Linked DNA regions of Homo sapiens: region 2 is linked to region 1. Evidence: chromatin loops called from intact Hi-C (ENCODE). Cell type or tissue: Calu3. All regions are shown on one strand.

Evidence for each region. A loop is a pair of places that touch in the nucleus more often than their neighbours do. Peaks named below come from ENCODE experiments on the same cell type or tissue, not always from the same donor. Only the 100,000 strongest peaks of a DNase experiment are listed, where the experiment ranks them.
Region 2: a loop joins it to region 1, with 2.2 times the contacts of the local background. A loop is called at or near these places in 5 of 110 quality-filtered maps.

The regions. Positions count from the first base shown.
Region 1 is chr14:22,039,358-22,041,857 of GRCh38, forward strand. It overlaps TRA and TRAV20. Among named protein-coding and RNA genes, the nearest start is that of OR4E1, 370 kb to the left of the region's middle. In Calu3, no CTCF peak of the experiment used is centred here; a DNase peak (open chromatin) is centred at 1,114.
Region 2 is chr14:21,912,458-21,914,957 of GRCh38, forward strand. It overlaps TRA. Among named protein-coding and RNA genes, the nearest start is that of OR4E1, 240 kb to the left of the region's middle. In Calu3, a CTCF peak has its summit at 1,479 (motif pointing right); a DNase peak (open chromatin) is centred at 1,524.

The DNA of each region.
Region 1 (2,500 bases):
GCAATATTTATTAAATGAAAAATGCATGGGTTCTCTGTTATCATTTACATATTTTCAATAATTTTTATAAATATATTTGTTCATGTTGGCAAACATCTTTTTATGGGGATAACCATTTCAGCATAATCTTTGGTAGTAAAAGACTGGAAATGAAAATACAAAAATGCAAAACTGTTTAAATATAATATAGTACAGCCAAACAATGGAATACTACGTGGCCATTTTGCATGGACAAAAAACAAGGCACAGAATGATATGTATGTTTGTCTGAAAATAATGAGTATGTACGTGTATGAGAGTGTTTGAAAGAACAGATGCATAGATGCCTCTATAATGAGAACTGTGATACTGAAGGACAGATGAGGAGGAAAGACTTACTTTTGCTGTGTATTATTTATATTGTGTAAAATATTTATAATTTGCATGGAATAATCTCCCTCGCCACACACACACACACACACACACACACACACACACACACACACAGTGACTTTCAGGTCTCTCTGAGGTCCAGAAATGGAGACCTCTTTTTTCTCTCTGTTATGCTTTTTCAAAACTTCCTTCCTTCTAATATCTACCAATTTTGTGACCCTGAATTTTGGTCACAGTTGGTCTCAATCCTGTAGTCACACAGAAAATTATTTGAAGACATGGATTTCTTAATTTATGTTCCAAATTCTCTGCACATTGCATCAGAGAGGTTTCTAGACACATCCACAAGCTATTTGATCCCCTCAACTCCATCTTTTATTTTCAGAGCTCTAGTCTTTTTAAGGTTTCACCTGCTGAGGTTTTGAGGTTTTAAGGTTTTAAGGTTTCACCTGCTGAGGTTCTTGTGCATTCTAGTGAAAAATATATTTTAGTGAGAAATATAATTACAGCTACCAGTCGGATTCAACTCCTTTGTAACTTCTGGTTGCAGCTTAGCTTTAAAAACCATTCAAAAAACAATCTAGAGAATTAAGAGTCCAAGTAAAATAAGGCTTTTCTCATTGCCACTTTAAACCTCATATGCACTATGCCCACCAAATATGAAGAATATTTTTCTTTGTAGGTGGCATAAAGTGGGTACCGTGGGACAGTACTGTGGCCACGAGGTGGCAGTGGTTCAATTTACTCTCATTCTACAACTGCCTTTAATTTCAAAAGCATGAAAATTACTAGAGGACTTGCATTTGATTGGTTGAGCAGCCAACAGAAAGGCTCTTTCCTGCATTACAGAATATGAACTAAGATACAGAAGTGGCGCCTCTGAGAAAAGAAGGTTGGAATTATCGTAATTTGTTTCTAGGCTGAGATACCAGCATGGAGAAAATGTTGGAGTGTGCATTCATAGTCTTGTGGCTTCAGCTTGGCTGTAAGTTGGAGGTTAAGAAATGAGAACCATTCGTGCAAAGCTGAGGAAGAGAGATGAAGATTTAATCTCAGCTCATTCAGTTTTCCTGTTGGAATTTTTCAAAGCTGCTAAACTAAAAGCTTTGTATAATTTCTGATTTTGTTTTCCTGAACAGGGTTGAGTGGAGAAGACCAGGTGACGCAGAGTCCCGAGGCCCTGAGACTCCAGGAGGGAGAGAGTAGCAGTCTCAACTGCAGTTACACAGTCAGCGGTTTAAGAGGGCTGTTCTGGTATAGGCAAGATCCTGGGAAAGGCCCTGAATTCCTCTTCACCCTGTATTCAGCTGGGGAAGAAAAGGAGAAAGAAAGGCTAAAAGCCACATTAACAAAGAAGGAAAGCTTTCTGCACATCACAGCCCCTAAACCTGAAGACTCAGCCACTTATCTCTGTGCTGTGCAGGCACAGCGTTCCCCAGGCACCTGCAACTTGTATCAAAACCCTGCAGCTGAGGATCTGAAATGATGGCAGAGGTATCTCTGCTGTTCTTCCTCTTGAAGGAGTATTTATTTAATGCCCAGGACCTTTTTCCAAATGGTCCTTTGGAGAATGAAGTCATGAGACAAAGCCAGAGGGCAGGGACTACTGTTCATTCTGTCCAGGCATCCTAGACAGTCCCTTGTGCATGTTCATGGGTCAGTCTACTCTTAATAACATCCCAGAACTTCCCTCACATAAATTCAGAAGGGCCAGATGTAATATGAAGAGTCCTGGTTTCCAGTTGCGGACTACTTGGAAAAAGACTGCACAGGTGCATACACTCCCTGCCGAAAAAAAAAAAATGTGTGTATGTGTCTGTGTTGTCTCACAATAATCTGGTCACGTTAATATAAGTAAATCTTTTTCATTTTAATATAGTCTTCTTGAAACCCACATCTCCACCAGCCACATCTCTATATTTCTCATCCCTTCATCATCAAATTACTTGAAAGAATTGTCTGGACTCATTCTCTTAATTTCCATTCTTCAGTCTCATTCAAACCTGGCCCCTGTTAGCATTACTCCAAGGGAAGTTCTCACTTTAACACCAGCGGTTTTGGTATTGATAAGGCTATCAGATATTTTTCAGTACTCATCTTGTCTAAGATTTGCAGCAGTCTTTCCTCC
Region 2 (2,500 bases), 130 kb before region 1:
TTTTTTCATGGTCCAGGACATATAAACAGAAAGAGGAAGCAGATAAGCTATAGGTCTTTCTTTATGGCTCAGGACCTATAGCTCTCCTGAGCAAATAACGTACATAACTCACAGACTTCCTGCTTATCATCAAACACCTCTATCTATCATCAAAAACCTCAGTTGACAGAAGAATGCAAGTTAGTTCCTTGCTACCTTGGCATTACCAGTACTGCATGCAGCACTCGGCAACCCAAAAACATCCTATAAAATCTCCAGCAGGCCTTTGTTTCCTTGCCATCAGCTCCTCTTCGGCTGATTGCTCCCTGGCAACTACTTTCATACTTTCTTTAATAGATCTGCCTTTCTTTATCTACAACAGTCTTGGTAAATTATTTTATCCCCACACCACCAGCCCAGGTAGTCATCACTCACCTGGGACATTGGGGATTACATTTCAACATGAGATTTGGGCAGGGACACAGATCCAAACTATATCACACATCATCTTAAGTCTTCATCAATAGGGAGAGGACTATATAAACTGAAGTATATCTCTAATAGGGTGCAATGTAGCAGAAGTTCCCGTATGTGTTAATATAATAAGCTCTGCAAGATATATTATTGAATTTATAGTGTGAGTTACAAAAAGGTATACATGAGATGCATCATTTGGTATTAAATTTTAAAATTATAAATGAAATACTATTTATTTTCAGCATTTTTTGTATTTAGTACATGTATATAATGCTATAGTAAAACATTTGGAAGTATCAACTCCAAATTGATAAGATGAAGGGAGAATTAGGGTAACGAGTGATGAAAGAATCAGAACTGGGAGTGGTAGTAAAAGTGGATTTTCGTCTACCTGGTATGTTGTATTACTTTTAATAATTTCAAATGTTCATGAATTCTTTATAATATTAAACCAATAAAAAGTCATAAAAGCCATCATAAAGGTTTATCCATATTCTATTCTATTATCCTCATGAAAAAGGAGAGAAAGAGGGAAATGACCACCCTTTTTATAAGGTCTTGTCCAACCTTCCTAAGTATTTCTCCCACCTCTGGGATCATATAGCTTTTAGTTCACATTCTGCTTAGGATCCCACTCTTTGATTCTATTATAGACATGTGTAGTTTTGTACTCTTCAGTAGATTATGAACTAATGTCTCATCACTTTTTACATACTCTTAAAACCTAATAAATTAATCACTTATGGTAATACTTCAAAAAATCTTTTTGGATTTTCTAAAACAAAATCAGAGAATTCAAATAAATAGCGCAAGATGGGAATTGTCAAATTATTTTAAGATATTAATTTCCATGAAGTGGCATTTTAAAAGTGGTAATTGGTTCACTGTTAATCCCCATTCAGTCTAGGCAGCTATATTGTTTTCTGACCGCCTCCATTTCCTTCATAGGAAACATGAAGTGAATGGGGCTGTGTGTGTGACTACTGAGGAGTTAAGTTGGTGCAAAGTGGTCTTTGTTGATGGTTTCAGTCCACTAGGGGGCACTCTAGGACTTCCGAAATGAAGACTTTTTCTGATGGTCTCAGCGGACGGAACAGGATACAAAAGGGCATGTGAGTCAGTCAAATCACAGATAACAGGGAGCTGGGGCGGGGTGGAGCGTGATGTGTGTGTAAGGTTCATCTTAGGTTTTCAGCTCTGACATTCTATATAAAACCTCAGAAAGCTGGAGTTCATAGGTCTATAAATCCATTGTGAGGATGATTCTGTAAGCAGAGGTAAGGGAATTGGAGTTTTACTGGGCATTGCGAGCATGGATGTTCATTAGAAAACATCTTCATTCCATGTTTTCAGTTTCTAAATTTTTATGATTAAAATTCATGAAATTCACTGACTTGGAAATTATTCTAAATACCCCTGATATCTGATCTTTTCATATATCTTCTCTGAGACTAGAAGGAAAAAGAATAAACAGAAGAGAAGAAAATAGGAATAAAATAAGGATGAAGAACAGAAAGAGAATAGGGAGGGGACAATATTTAATTTGACCAGCAATATGTGGCCTGATGAGAACAGCTGTGAGGGCCTGCAGGGTGTGTGGGGAAAGGTCTGGGAAGAGGAAGGGGAGAGGTAGAAATGCAATTAGAGTGGATATCATACGCACATCCTATTTTTCCTCTAACCAACCAACCTCTAGTTGGAAACATTTTCTAATGCCCTGATTTCAAGAAACTATTTATTTCTAAATTTGCAATGCATGCTATCAAATAGTTTTCCTTTATTAGAATTTTCATATATTTGAATTCTCCAATTTTCTGTCAAACTGTGTAATTTGGGAAATGGGATCTCTCTTCCCATGACTCTTTAAAGCTCTATTTAACCTAGCTGAGACACAGATTCTTCTGAGAGGTATCATCCCCCTTCCTCACATACTATCCATAAACTAGTCTTACATAAAGTGCTTCTTTTTTTTAAAAAAAACCTATATCTTCATACATTAGAAATATTGCCTCTTCCTCTCGTGAACTATTCACACCCATGAATT